2 separate regions of the Homo sapiens genome follow, and region 2 is linked to region 1. A link is a loop called in an ENCODE intact Hi-C map of the cell type or tissue named here. Cell type or tissue: heart left ventricle. All regions are shown on one strand.

The links. Hi-C counts contacts between places; a loop is a spot of excess contacts. Peaks named below come from ENCODE experiments on the same cell type or tissue, not always from the same donor. Only the 100,000 strongest peaks of a DNase experiment are listed, where the experiment ranks them.
Region 2: a loop joins it to region 1, with 9 times the contacts of the local background. A loop is called at or near these places in 89 of 110 quality-filtered maps.

What each region holds. Positions count from the first base shown.
Region 1 is chr7:134,686,275-134,694,274 of GRCh38, reverse strand. All of the region lies in intron 1 of LOC124901750 (a long non-coding RNA gene), which reads left to right. Among named protein-coding and RNA genes, the nearest start is that of BPGM, 43 kb to the right of the region's middle. In heart left ventricle, CTCF peaks have their summits at 4,083 and 7,237 (motif pointing left); no DNase peak of the experiment used is centred here; H3K4me3 peaks cover 697 bases; H3K27ac peaks cover 3,024 bases.
Region 2 is chr7:134,951,278-134,959,277 of GRCh38, reverse strand. It overlaps CALD1 (caldesmon 1), which reads right to left. Exons shown (of 15, transcript NM_033138.4): 10 at 1,166-1,209; 11 at 988-1,069. Among named protein-coding and RNA genes, the nearest start is that of AGBL3, 31 kb to the left of the region's middle. In heart left ventricle, a CTCF peak has its summit at 4,878 (motif pointing right); no DNase peak of the experiment used is centred here.

The DNA of each region.
Region 1 (8,000 bases):
CTGACTCTAATTTTTATGGAGGCTTAAAGAAGCAGTTTCATTACTTCTCATTTTTTATGTCACTTCTTATTCCATCTAGTGCTTAATAATTTGCTTTCCCCAAGAGTAGGTGCTCAGTAAAGGCTTTTTGCCAACAGAAGGGACATAGGGGCACTGAAAAGTTGCTCGACATAAGTATCTCCAAGGCTACTCAGTAATTTAATAGCAGGTATAGGAGAAGATCACAGTTTCCTCTTTGTTCTCTCTTGTATCTGATGGGAATAGGAGGTGGAAGGGTGATACCTCCACTTAGAGAATACAGGAGACATGTTTATTCTGACCATTTAAGTCATCTGTGACATAGAGTGTCAAACAATATTTATTCTCAGGCTCCAGTGGGATGGCAGAGATAGAAAAGAACAAGAGGCAGCCTAGGCTAGCAAGGAGGACCTGAACTGGAAGTCAGGAAGTTATGTGATTGTTAGTAGAGGATGTAATGATTAGAAGCTATTCTTAATCAAAGAATTCTTAATAAAAATTCCTAGAACTTCCATGCCTTCAGCAGCTCACGCAGCCAAGAAAGAAATTATCCACGCCCTGGGGGAACCTAAAGCCCATCAGCTCCCTCGCTGCCATGTGCAACCCAAGCGCGGAATAAGGCTCACGGGACCTGTGCCACATACTGAAACAGGACTGCCAGCTTCCCAAAGTGGTCAGTGATGCTCCTCCAACTGCAGCTACTCTTTGATGACCTGGAGGGGTGTTTAGTCATCATCTGAGCCAGTGCAGTTCAAATCAGCCCAGGGTTCTGATGACGCACCACATACACAGGGGGAGGATGTGGGGAGCTGAATGGCAGAGTCCTGGGGCCCCTCCTTCATTTCCACAGGGCAGCTCTGCTTTCAAAGACAGGGTTGTGATTTAGAAAGAAGAAAACCTTAATTTAGAGCCACTGCTTTGGGGAATTAAGTCTCAGAGATGAAGTAATGGGCTGCAGGTCATTCAGCCAGTTGGTAGCAGAGCCTGGGGTAGAATCCAAACCTTGAGCGCCTCGTGCCCAGTCCCCTTCCACTTCATTCGCTCGTGCTGCCAAGTGTCTCATTATACACATACGTCTCAAATAACGATGCTAGAGGATGCTCCAGTAACACTTTTTTTTTAAAAAAAGCATTACAAAAGAAAGCACCAAAACGTCCACAAAAGCATACACAAGGTTATTTATCTCCAACAGCCCAACGCGACAAGATAGCTTCACACCCAGCTTGCAGGTGGACTGTTCTCTCTCCTCTACCCCAGCTGAAGATAAAAAAGGCCAGCCCTTGGCACCATCAACTAGTCAATAACTTAGTTTTCCAGGTCTTTCTTAAAAAAGACAGTTCCTCCTCCTCTTTAGCCCTTTTCTCACTGTCAAATCAAGGAGGAATCCGCCACCAATAAGTTTACTGGAACCTCCATTGACTGACTACTTTTCCATTGTGAGTAAATGTCTTCAGAATTCTCTGTTCCTTAGTGGTATGTGCTGTTAAAATTTTATCTCTAATGATTCCAGTAAAGACTTTTTATTAAAGGAATTTCGAACATCCATGACAGAAACAAGGGAAGATGCTTTTTCTCAGTGGTTGGGGAAGACCTGGTGATCATATTAGGTGTTAATTCAAGCTGCACCTCAGGTGGCTTAACAGCAAATCCTGTTTTGATCTTTTAAAGGCAGAAATCCCTCCCTAGTCATCGGGACCTATGAGTAGAACTTGAAGCATCCTTTGTTGGTTTTTCAACCACAGCCTGCCTGATAAGCCCCTCCACGCCTTTTGCCAGGATTCTGCCTGGTAGGGAAAGACACAAGGGCCATGATGGCACCCTCCTCTTTGGCCCCTTTCCTATTCTACCAAAAATCTTGATTTTCCTCTGCCTCTGCCAACTCCTCTGTGGTCTCAAGTGTTCCAGGAAATGAGGAGTAATTCTTTAAATCTTGCTTTAAAAGGGGAACACCATGTGACTCCTCCCTGTGGTGGGTGAGGGGTGGGGTGGGGAGGCTGAGGGGGCTCAATGGTGCCTGTAGAAGTCCAGGTTCAGGTCTCTTGGGGGAGGAGGAAGCTCTGTCGTCCCTTCCACTCAGCATCAGCCAGCCTGGAGACCGCATCAGATTGGCATAGCTCCCTGGAACAGTCTCCCCTTCCCTTCATCCTCCACCACCGCACCCCCCCACCCCACCGCCTCCCGCCCCCGCCTTCTCTTAGCTCTTCCCTCCCTCTGCCCCCAGGCTCCTACTTGCATTCTTTATATCTTCTGGCATTTTTCATGTTGTTTTACTTTGTATTTAATAATAGCTCTGCATTCTTTTCTTTATCTGAAATCAAGGCTCATACCTGCATCATGCGTTCACTTTGGGAGTAAAATTTATGGCCGAACTTGCCATGGGGTTAATTGCTTTTCATTAACTTCATACTTCTTAATTATTACAAATTATTTGCCTGTACTAGAAATAGTTCCATCCTGTGCTCCAAATTTACTAGCCTGCAATTGCAACCAGAAACGGGAAGTCTTGGATTGCCGGTGCTTGGGGAGTGAGGTTCCCAGCTTTATGCATCGGAGTCTGACCAGACTGAGGGTAGGAAGACGGTGGGTAATTCTAGATCTTTAGACTTCAAAGCCCAGATTAGGGCCCGTAGGCCAAATAAAAATTGAATTTAGCTTTTCTGAGCCATAGACTGTTCTGTGTCTCAATTCTCAAATCTATAAAGTGGAGTTAGGAAGACAGAAAGACACGATGTGTATATTTAATAACAAGTTTACTTTAAAATCAGTTTGAAAAACCTATACTTCACATAATGAGTGGGGTTTCAAAAGCAAGAAAGAGAAAAAGTATACCCACCAAAGGGGAGGGCAGAATAAATCCCAATGGAAAATTTGTGCCTTTCTGTGGTTGGAGTCATTTGGTCAAGAAATGATGAAATTACAAATTTCTGAAAAGGGCGTGTGTGTCGGAGTTCCTGAGGTCCAGTTCTCAGCATGGTACTTGGGCAAGGCCAGTGTTGAACTCTGAGGAAGAATAAAGAGAAGGAAGTGGTCACGACCAGCATTCTTTGCCAAAACAGCAGTGCCTCCATGGCCTCGTACTGCCCATGAGTCTCTTCATCTCATGGATTTGAAGCAAGCTCTCTCAGCAAGCCTGTACACCCATTGTCCCTTGCAATGTGATTCGTCCTTTGACTCCTTAGATGGGAATGGTTGGTAAAAAGGGAATCGCAGCTGGAGGTTTGTGGGAACTGGCATATTCAGACTACACAAAGGCCCTGTGTGTGCAGACACAGCCACAGCTGTGGGAGCCAAGGGCCTGGCAATGGGGAGAAGTAGGTATTTCTCAGTGCAGGAAAGCATTCCTGTCCGTGCTCACAATCCATCTGGTATTGACTTTGAACTCACACGCAGAAAAAAGGAATGAAGTCGGCCCAGCAGCTGAGCCCAGAATCAGCTGGGAGGACATTCAAAGTTCCCTGTAAGGGAGCGTGGATGGACAGAGGAGGACAGGGATTTGTAGCCACTTCTGCAATCGCTCTGACCATTGCCAAGTGGGCTAGCAGCAGCAGATGTTCCAGCAGGAGGGCAGTGTCTGTGCCCAGCGGCAGGGCCATTGTCCTTGCTGGAACCATCTCACACTGTTCACTGAGTCTTGTTCTCAGCTGACTGGCTTTCCAAGCTTAACTCTCTTGGCTTTCCCAAAGAGTCTGTGAGCCACCCAATATCCTTTAACAAATTCCTTTTCTGTTTAGACTAGCTAGACTGGTCTTTACAGTTTTTAATGGAAGGCCCTGGCACTGATAGCTTTCGAAGGCTGGAGCTCTATGGCTTTTAATACTCCATGCTAAAGAAAACACAATTTTTTGCTTTGTTTTATTTTCTGCAAATAAAATGTCTTGTTCTCCTCTTCCTATGTGTGTATTTATATAGTTCAGTTAGGCTTTAATATACAAGCTCTGAATTCTCCAAATACCAAAGCAGACAGTTTAAGAAAAGAAGGAAAGCAAACGCCTATTTCTCCCACTTTCAAAAGCACACACTTAAATTTTGTGTGGAAAAAAAATCTAAGCTCTCTAGCTCCACTCGGTGTCCTGTTGAACTGGTGTGGCACCATGTTACTCTTTCAGAGAATGAAAATGAAACTTGCTCACTGTAGCTTCATTGAACCACTTTATTCTTTGACCAATTTTGGATGGGTATTTTAATTAAAAATTTTTTTCAGCCAGGCACGCGGTGGGCTCACGCCTGTAATCCCAGCACTTTGGGAGGCCAAGGCAGATGGATCACGAGGTCAGGAGATCGAGACCATACTGGCTAACACGGTGAAACCCCGTCTCTACTAAAATTACAAAAAATTAGCCTGGTGTGGTGGCACACGCCTGTAATCCCAGCTACTCAGGAGGCTGAGGCAGGAGAATAGCTTGAACCCAGGAGGTGGAGGTTGCAGTGAGTTGAGATCAAGCCACTATACTCCAGCCTGGGTGACAGAGCGAGACTCTGTCTCAAAAAAAAAAAAAATTAAACTAAAAACAGTATGGGACAGTGGCCAAGAGCGTGGGCTTTGGAGTTAGGTCAACTTGGATTTGAATCTTGCTGCAGCTATATACTAGCTTTGCGACTGTGTCTTGCTACTCAGGTTTTGTGAGGCTCATCTGTAAGATGAATATAATAAAAATGTTCACCTCAGAATATTATTGTGAGGATTAAACAAGATCCAAGACCTGGCTTAAATTGCCATTAGAGAATGACCCAGGGGAGCTTATTCATTGTAGCTAAATGATAAAATTTAAAATCAAGATTTAAATGCTTTCAGAAGGGGTGCATTTAGAAACACTGAAGTCTCCTTGTTACTCTCTTTTTAAATATGATAGGAATTACAATTCTTATAGAGATTATGCTACACAATGATCTATGTTTACACAAGAACGTAAATGTTGTCTTGGAGAGATTACATGCTCAGATGGCAGAAGCTCTTCAGTGGCAATGAGGGCATGGGCTACTGGGCTACTCTTTGGCTTGGAAGACCTTTCCTGTCTTCCGTTCACCCTACCATGGCTCAATTTGGCTTCTGCCTACCTCCCCAATCCCATCCTACACCACTTCAGCCTTCACTACTGACCTTAGCTGTTGTCTGTTGCCTAAACACCTTCTTCAAGTTGTTCAGGTTACACTGACCTTACCTATTATCTGTTGCCTAAACACTCTCTTCTGTCTCAGGACTATTGCACTTGTTACTTCTTCAGCCTGGAGCGCATGTACAGGTACACACACACACTTACGCAAACACACACAAAATCATTCAAAGTTCAATATATATGAAACCTTTTCAGAGAAGACTGTCATCACCATCCTTGATGATGCGTGGTGGCTTTTAGTCATATAAAATGGCTTTATATATTTTAAAGTACTTTTTGTTATAAAGGTATATTTTTCAAGGCATAAAAAATATACAAAACATATTTTATATAGCAGTTTATTAGCTTGGTTGAGTTTTTAAATATTTAGACATTACTTACAGCAAAACATTGAAAGCACCTAATTTTTTTTTCCTGTTGGACATTTAAGTTCTATCCAAATGATGCAACAGTGTTCAGCCATGGAGTAAAATTGTTTGAAGTCTATACAACATGGAGAAATCCTTATGATAAAGACAAGAATAAAATATGAATATAAATCAAGAATATGTCTAAGTGAAACATGCATATAGAAAGAAAGAAATAAAATAGTTCTTAGGATGGGAACATTAGGGAATCTTTCCCACTTATTTTCAAGATGTTTATATGGTTATATTTAACTCTATAATTACAGGTTAAAAACAGGTTGCAACTCCATAAGTAACCTGTTTCTGTACCATTATAGCAGCTGCCTATGGAGAAGGGCTCGGTGCTGACAGGCTACTTAGCCTCACCTGCCTTCCTGTCCGGCAGTGGTAGGATTTCCACCTCTGCTTCCATGTATTGGCATGGTAGGAAGACAGCCGCAGAGAACAGACAGGTCAGATCAAATGCCAGCCAGGAGAAATATTTTAGGCCAGGCACAGTGGTTTACACCTGTAATCCCAGCACTTTGGGAGGCCGAGGCGGGTGGATCACCTGAGGTCAGGAGTTCGAGACCAGCCTGGCCGACATGGTGAAACCCTGTCTCTACTAAAAATACAAAAAATTAGCTGGGCATGGTGGTGCGTGCCTGTAACCCCAGTTACTTGGGAGGCTGAGGCAGGAGAATCACTTGAACCTGGGAGGTGGAGGGTGCCGTTACCTGAGATCGTGCCATTGTGCCATTGCACTCCAGTCTGGGCGACAAGTGTGAAACTCTGTCTCCAAAAGAAAAAAAAAAATAGGAAGAAAAAAAGAAAACAAAAACCCAGCTGCGAGAAATATTTTAAAGAACAAATCTAAAACAGTGGGCAGTTTGGCCCCCCAAGTGGATAATTCTAGGGAATTCTGGAGTTTAAGTTTGCATGACTTTGGCTGGCACCCAGACTTAAATCCATTCAGTTCTCCTGCCAGTGAAGCGAACAGACAAGTGAACAAGCCAGATCCAGCAAGAGTCGATCACAGGGCTCCACAGGAGACTGTTACGAACCCTGAAAGATGAGCAGATATTAGGCAGGCAATGAAAAGAGGGCAAGGTGGGGTGGGTGATGGAGGGTAGTTCAAGGCCAAGGGGACAGCGGGTGCAAAGGCAGAGCCTAGGAGGGGTGCTGGACCTCTGAAGGTCTGAAGAATTACCCTGACGACTGTCTGGAGAGGACTAGAGGAGAGTAAAAGCGGAAGCAAGGGGATCAGCTAGAAGGCTGCTGAAATGTTGAAAGAGAAAAGATGAGGGCTTAACTCAAGGCAGAACAGTGGGGATGGAGAGGGGATGAATTTGCAAGGTAAGAGGTGACGGAATCAGCAGGACTTCATAACCATCAGAAGAAGAAAAGTCAAGGGTGATTGTCAAGATGCTGGCTAGACATCTGGGTGCACTGGTGGGACCAACATTGCCAAACAAGTGTCTAGAAACAAACGAGTACTTGGTATTCATTCGTATTTTAGATGGAAAACTGCCTGCCCCTTTCCCATATTCTGATCCATGGACATCTATGATGTTTATATTTACATTTTATGGTTACATAGGGTAAACTCTATAGTTAATAATCAGGGAAAGAAGTCGCACCGAGGAAGGAATTCCAAGCCTCTTTAGAAACAATCTTTTGTCATAAATATCCAGAGGCATTTATGAATAAATACTGACCCCCAGTGTCTACGTACAGAAACAAAGATTTTAAAAACGATATAAAATACCAAGACTCCTGGGAGAGTACCTGGAATTCCAGCTACAAGTAACATTCCCTGCAATCCAATCCCAGGATCCTAGCAGGCATCCTCAGAGATAAAAATACTGACTAGCTAACCTATGGCCAGCGGCCTTAGGTCTGGAGAATTCTAATGAGTATTCTACAGAATGAGTGTCGGGATGGATTACATAGCCTCAATTGTGTTGCAGAGCTATGTGTTGGCCTTTGCCCCTCTGCTTCAGAGGTTACATATGTCAAGGTCTAGGTTCAATTACTCCTAAGAGTCTTCCCACTAAGGGTAGATTTTATGCAATTAATCTGACTAATACAAACTCCAGCTCTGTCTGATTCCCCATCCAGTTCAACACGACATCCAGAGAATTTTCCTCTCAGGCAGATACAAAGCAGTGTGGTTGGGCAGACATTCCCTCTTCAATACTGTGTGGTTAGGGTTAAGTTCACGAGAATTTTTTTTTTTTTTTTTTTTTTGTGATGGAGTTTCACTCTGTTGCCCAGACAGGAGTTCAGTGGCGTGATCTTGGCTCACTGCAACCTCCATCTCCCGGGTTCAAGTGATTCTCCTGCCTCAGCCTCCTGAGTAGCTGGGATTACAGGCACGTGCCACCACGCCCAGCTAATTTTTGTATTTTTAGTAGAGACAGGGTCTCACCATGTTGGTCAGGCTAGTCTTGAACTCTTGACCTCGTGATCCAGAAAGGAA
Region 2 (8,000 bases), 270 kb before region 1:
ACCTGGAATGCAGAGGTTGCAGTGAGCCGAGATTGCACCATTGCACTCTAGCTTGGGCAACAAGAGCGAAACTCCATCTCAAAAATAAAAATAAAAATAAAAAACAAAAAAACAAACAAAAAACAAGACAGTCAGCTGCAGTGGGCTTATATTTTAATAGAAAGGAAAGATAGTAACTAGTTATACAAGTATTTATTTCACATTGTGCTAAGTGCTATGAAAAATAATGATGTGCCATAAAGCATGGCACACAATTGGGGGGCAGTACTTAGTTTGGGGGTGCAAAGAAGGCTACTCTGAGGAAGTGACATTTAAACCCAGATTTGACAGAATACTTGAAAGAAGACTTAAATATATATATAGTTAAATATATATATATATATATATATATATATATATATATATTTAAATACCAGTAAACCCATTCGTTACAAAAAAACCTTTTCATTAAACAATATTCACGCTGAAAGTAGAAAATAATTTATTTAAAACTCTCCTAAAATTTATCTTTATTATTGTATTTCTTAGAACTTAGAATTTCAAAGTGTAATAAAGCATCATTAATATTCTGACACTATTGGGGGCCAGGTGTGGTGGCTCACATTCGGCTTTGGGAGGCCAAGGCGGGTGGATCACTTGAGGTCAGGAATTCGAGACCTGCCTGGCCAACAGGGTGAAACTCCGTCTCTACTAAAAATACAAAAATTAGCCAAGTGTGGTGGTGGGCCCCTGTAATCCCAGCTACTCGGGAGGTTGAGGCAGAATTGCTTGACCCCAGGAGGCAGACGTTGCAGTGAGCTGAGATTGCCATTGCACTCCAGCCTGGGCAACAGAGTGAGACTCCGTCTCAAAAAAAAAAAAAAAAAAAAATTCTAACACTCCTGGGGCTATTGGACTTGATTATTGTCCTAAGTGTTTTTATGCTCTTCTATGTAGTCAGAATCTATTTCTGTTCAGCAGGACCATAACGCTGAGGACAATTCTCACCTCAATTGCACTGGTATACTGCTCCAGTCTGCTGTCAATCTTGGAGACTATTGCTGCTTGATGGGTCGATTTGACACCACTGCTAAAAAAGTAAACACATACATATAAAAATATGAGAGAGAATCTTCTCATACATATGCTAGCTGATTAGCTCAATTGAACCATCAAGCATATTTACCTTTTCTGCACAGACTTATTCAAAAATTCTGCTCGCTCTTCTATCTAGGAATTACAAAAGAAAATAAACCCAATTAATATTTCAAGCTTATAAACAGTGTTTCTCAGCCCAGGCCAATATCATCCCTGAACCTGTTAAACACACCGAAGAGCATATAAGGGTATTTGAGTTACTGTGCGTAGCTCTGCTAGAAAGCAAAACTACATATAAGGTATTTGATAGTGAGATTTGGGGGAATGAAGGTAGGATTGATACAGGATAGAGAAAACGTGTAAAAAAAAAAAAATCAAGTTTTCAAGGCAAAATAAAGACCAGACAGAAATGGAATAAAAATGCCTCTAAAACAATATAAATCAGTGGCAAAATAATTAAAGTTTAAGACTAACATAATTGGCTGAGCGCTGAGGCTCACACCTATAATCCTAGCACTTTGAGAGGCCGAGGCAGGCAAATCACTTGAGGTCAGGAGTTCAAGACCAGCCTGGCCAACATGGTGAAACCCTATCTCTACTAAAAAATACAAAAAGTAGCTGGGTGTGGTGACACGCGCCTGTAGCCCCAGCTACTTGGAAGGCTGAGGTGGGAGAATTGCTTGAACCTGGGAGGGAGAGATTGCAGTGAGCCAAGATTGTGCCACTGCACTCCAGCCTGGGTGACAGAGTGAGCATCTGTCTCAAAACAAACAAACAAAATGCAACAACAACAAACAAATAATTTTTTCAAAAACACACACTGTTACCCTTTAGGATGTATTTACTAGAGACATACCATGCTATTCGAGTAACAAAATTTTCCCATAATGTTTTAACTATGTATTTGGTATGTAACAGGATTGAATAACTAGGAAATGTGAACTAGTCCCTTATTGCTTAACCTGATTTCCTAACTTGACAAGGGTCAATGATCAAGCCTATTGCTGAACTTAATTAGCCTTGGAACGTAAAAGGCGGGATACAGGTAGAATGAGGATGGGGCACAGCTCATCTGTAATGGCTGAGGCTTCCCATGAAGCCCCTCTTAGCCCAAGTGTGAAATGAGGAAATGAGCCCAGAGAAACAGGGTTGGACATAGAAAAAATCAGCAGTTAGTAGTCTTTGATGAGTTCTTTTTTTTTTAAAGCTAGGAACTTTTTTGCTACAACTGAAGCTGCTAAATCAAACATTATATTTTACTGAAACTGTAACACTTAAATTTAGATGTTAGCAATAAGCAAATATTTGTTGAATCCATGCCACACCCAACTCCAGGCTAGAAATATCCTCTACCACCCATCACCTATCAATACCATGAGCAAATACCTTCTTTGCTTATGACTGCATGTGCCAAAGCACATGCACGCTGAAAAGTTCCATTTTCTTCCCTGTTCAGGACAGTCAAGAAATCTACTGGATTTTAGTTGCCCTAGGCTAGTATGTTTGAGTGGCCCCTTGTCTCAGTGAGTCTTGGTTAATGTGAGAAATTACCATAGACTGGGTGCCTTAAAACAACAAACATTTCTCACAGTTCCGGAGACTGGGAAGTCTAAGATTAGGTTGCCAGCATGGTTGGGGTCTGGTGAGACCTCTCTTCATGGTTTGCAGATGGCCACCTTCCTGCTGTGTCCTCATATAGTGCAGAATAGAGAGGGAGCAAATAAGGTTCTGTGTCTCTTCTTACAAGGGCACTAATCCCATTAAGGGGGCCTCCACCCTCATGACCTAATTGTCTTCCAAAGATCCCACCTCCTAATACCATCATATTGCAGATTAGGATTTCAACATATGAATTTTGAGGGGATACACACAATTCTCCAAGATGTGAGGGGTTCTTTCTGACCCAGACTGGTCTGGGATTCATGAGCAATTAATAAATACCACAGAGTTTTTTTTTTTTGAAAACATGCTTCCTCTCTAATATCAGTTGAATAACAGTTTTATAGATACTAGTAAGAGCATTTCATTCTTTCTGATGATTTCCTACAAAGACAAAAGCAAACTCTTACTTAAAAAACTATGCAAAAAAGTACTATAAGTAGTGCTGACTTTATGGGATATATAAAACATCTGTAAAGTAACTCTTATTTTTCTGATTTTAATTATAAACTTAGAAGTATATTTCTGTAGAAAAAATTCCCAGGTGAGTAAGGTGAAACAGTTTAGAACTATGCAATGCACTGGCACTTTTAATAAATATTACCCATCCGTCCGTCCGTCCATCCATCCATCCATCTATCCATCCATCTATCCTATTTTTATCCCTGCCAGCCTGTCAGCCAAACAATTAGCCAATAAATAATATACTCAGTACCTTCTATATAAAATTGAATACTAATAAATAAAATAGTGCTATTGATCGAACTGTGTCCCCCTAAAATGCATGTGTTGAGGCCCTAACCCCCAATGTGATTGTACTTGGAAATGGGGCCTCTAAGGAAGTAATTAAGGTTAAATGAGATCAGAGCGGTGGAACCCTGATCCTACAGGATTGTTATCCCTACAGGAAGACACACTAGAGAGCTCACTTGCTCTCTTTCCTCCATGTGAAGACACAGTAAGAAGGCAGCCATCTGCAAGCCATGAAGAGGGCTCTCACCAGAAACTGAATCTGCTTGCACCTTGATTTTGGACTTCCAGCCTCCAGGACTGTGAGAAATACATTTCTATTGTTTAATCCATCCAGTCTATGGTATTTTGTTATGGCAACCTAAGCAAGCTAAGATAGACAAGGTCTTTTTCTTTTTCTTTTTTGAGACAGAGTCTCACTCTGTTGCCAGGATGGAGTGCAGTGGTGGAATCTCGGCTCACTGCAATCTCCACCTCCCGGGTTCAAGTGATTCTTCTGCCTCAGCGTCGAGTAGCTGGGACTACAGATGCGCGCCACCATGCCCAGCTAATTTTTGTATTTTCAGTAGAGATGGGATTTCACCATGTTGGCCAGGATGGCCTCGATCTCTTGACCTCATGATTCGCCCACCTTGGACTCCCAAAGTGCTGGGATTACAGGTGTGAACCACTGTGCCTGACTGACAAGGTCTTATTCTTTAAGGAACACAGAATTTAGTAGGGAAGACTAGTAAAGTATATAAAATAAAATATTTAAAAATTAACAGTAGGTACAATATTAAAGAAAAAAATGCTGTGTGTATAAGAAGTAACTATCTGGGGGAGGTGGAGAAGGCTTTTCAGTAGTGTTGATATTTGAGCTGAGATTAGTAGTTTCTGGTTTACATGGTTTCAGAAATGAGTTTATGAAAGTGAGGAAGGAAGTGCATGGCTTAGCCAGGAAAGGGCATTTCTGGCAAAGCAAGCACATGTACAAAGATTTGGAGAGCCACAAGGCACGCAGCGTGGTGAGACTGGGGATAAAGAAAAATTCAGTGTGGTGGGAGGATAGAGGCACTGCAGAAGGGGATAGCGGAGGTGAGAACTGTTCTTTGTCCCACCTGCAGCATCTTTATGACTCAGGGATCATCTTTCTAACCTTGGCCATGGCATTTATTCAAATCACCGAGATTCTCAGATTCCTACTCCTCCTTTTGCTTCTATCATAGCTAACATAGCCTGACTTCATCATTGCATTTCGCACATTTTGTCAGGATGCACTGTCCGTTTACTGATGCACTCCTGCTAGAAAATATCCTAACTTAGTGGCTCTAAACAATTTGTACTGAATTTGTATATTAAATGTTCTGTTTAAGGAATTTAACAAGGGAAATTGGTTCTTCTGAAGACCAAGAGGTGGCAGTATTGTCTCGATAAAACTTGGAATAAAAGCACACCATTCGTTTTAGAAAATTGGTGCTCTCGTTACTCCACACCCTGCCCCAACCAATAAAGGCAATAGAAATTAAAAAATCTTTGAATTTAATTTACTTAAAATCTATTCTTTATTGCATATGAAAATCAGTCACTGCTAACATAATTTAATGATGAAAAACTAGGTACAGACTTTCCCAAACAAGGAATAGAAATCATGAGATATTTTTTAAAAATACAGTAGTTGGTAGTATTTTGATGTCAAATAGCAAATATTTTTCCTCCCATTGGTATTCTACAATGCTAACTTGTGACCACTTATAAAAGTTGCAGGGCCAAGGGTATCAATAGCTATCCCAATTACATTGTAGAATATGAAATTGAGCTTGAAAATCAGAGTCACAGCAAGTTCTTCAAGGCACATACATGGAGGGAAGCATAGACTGTCTGCCCCTGAATATGTGTCTCTCTTACATAGAAATTTAAAATAACCTAGACCTTTTTTATACATCTACTTTAATCAATTGCAGACAAATGCCTCTCCATCAGAGGGAGTAGATAAATGGCTTCCTGGGGGTACTAGATGAAATGGGAAGCCAGCATCTGGCTGAGGGAAAGACCAGAGAAATAGGTACGTTGAGAAATTTGGTAGAGAAGAAATAATTAGAGGAGGGTAGGGTAGGTTGTAGTTTCTCCTGAAAAAAAAAAACAAAAAAAAAAAACCACAGTAGAATTTGGAAGTCTAGATGACTACTATTTTCTTCATGTTACCAAGACTGTTCAAGGAAGGCTTGGGTGGGATTTTAAAGAAGGTAGAAAGAGAGAACATGGTTTTCTTTTTCTTTTCTTTTTTTTTTTTTGAGACGGAGTTTTGCTTTTGTTGCTGCCTCCCAGGTTCAAGCAGTTCTTCTGCCTCAGCCTCTCAAGTAGCTGGGATTACAGGCATGCGCCACTGCGCCCAGCTAACCTCTGCCTCCCAGGTTCAAGTGATTCTCCTGTCTCAGGCTCCTGAGTAGGGATTACAGGCACCTGCCACTTTGCCTGGCTAATTTTTGTATTTTTAGTAGAGACGAGGTTTCACCATGTTGGCCAGGTTGGTTTCAAACTCCTGACCTCAGGTGATACACCTGCCTCAGCCTCCCAACGTGCTGGCATTACAGGTGTGAGCCACCGCACCTGGCCTTGAGAATGGTTTTCACACTGTTAAACGGTTAAAAAAAAATCAAAAGAAGAATAATATTTCATGACATTAGAAAAGCACAATAAAATTACATAAAATTCAAATTTCAGAGTTTATAAATAAAGCTTGCCTACTCCACAAGGCCTTTCTCTACTCATTTTGCTCTGCTCACTTTTGTAATTCTTGAATTGTTTCTTTGAGGCAGTCATTAGAGCCATCAGGGCAGCCACCTTGCTTTGTTCTTTCCCTCATAGGACATAGCATGCATTAAGTATTTCATAAATAATCAGATATTAAATGTATAATCCCTCTGTGGCTTAGTTTAAATTTTCCCTGAAGCAGACCTTGAGACAAGGGTTCAAGTACAAATAATTTATTTGGGAGGTATCAGAAATATGACTGGGACCTAGACCATCATAAAGACTAAGTGAGCCGGGCATGGTGGCTCATGCGTGTAATCCCAGCACTTTGGGAGACCAAGGTGGGCGGATCATGAGGTGAGGAGTTCGAGACCAGCCTGGCCAATATGGTGAAACCCTGTCTCTACTAAAAATACAAAAATTAGCTGGGCATGGTGGCGTGCACCTGTAGTCCCAGCTACTCGAGAGGCTGAGGCAGAAGAATCGCTTGAACCTGGGAGGCGGAAGTTGCAGTGAGCCAAGATGGTGCCACTGCACTCCAGCCTGGGCAACACAGCGAGACTCTATCTCAAAAAAAAAAAAAAAGACTAAGGGAAGTTATTTGGGGATTAAAAAATTCTGATTTTCATGTGGAACAAGTAATAACTGTAAAATGTAAGCAGTTTTTGGTCATTTTGGTGTGCCACTTGATATAACCGTACACATATGTACATAATTAACCATCCAGACCTCGCTATGATTCTTTTTTTCTTTTTTTTGGGATAGGGTCTCATTCTGTCACACAGGCTGGAGTGCAGTGGCACGATCTCGGCTCACTGTAACCTCTGCCTCCCAAGTTCAAGTGGTTCTCCTGCCTCAGCCTCCCAAATACCTGGGATTACAGGTGTGCGCCATCACACCTGGCTAATTTTTGTATTTTTAGTAGGGATGGGGTTTCACCAGATTGGCCAGGAAGGTCTAGAACTCCTGACCTCAGGTGATCCATCCACCTCGGCCTCCCAAAATGCTGGGATCACAGGTGTGAGCCACTGTGCCCGGCCAGACCTGGGTATAATTCTCTCATGGCTTTGTCCATTGTTGATGCTTTATAACCTAGCTAGGTTGATGGAAAATGAAATGTTAAAAGTCCCAATCTCTGAAGATTCATTCCTTTATTCATCATTTAACAAATTTTTATTAAGTATCTTCAATATGATGTAAGGCACTGTGCTAGATGCTCAATGATGTTAATTCTCAAAGAAACTGCCACTGGCAATAATGGTGGACTGATTATAAATCAAGGATGCTACTTTCTTGAGTCCACTGTGTTTTCCCTACATCTCAACTATTCTATCATCTCCCTGACTCAGCTGATTCCTGCTCCTTTTCTGTTCTCTTGGCAGCACTCTGTTTTACATCAAATAGGAGCTGTGCTCCATGAAGGCTGTCATAGGACCAAAGCCATCCTGGAAAAGGACCCTTTCCAAGTCACATTTCACCTCCTCCCATAATAATTGCTTTAAAATTTGCACCTGTACCATTTCCAGCTGGCTTTTAATCATGACAAAGAAAAAATGAACAGCTAGCATGAAAAGCAGCTTAAACTTTTAAAATATACTTTCCTATTTTATAAATTTTAGATGTCTCTATTCTCAGTTGCTCAAAGGAATGAGGCACATGGAGAATGTGGATCAGTAAAATTGAGAGATAATCACCGAATGTCATTTTAATGTATGCCAAAGCATCTAATAAACAACAGATAAAAATTTCACTACTGTCCCTCCTTTCCATATGTTGTAAAC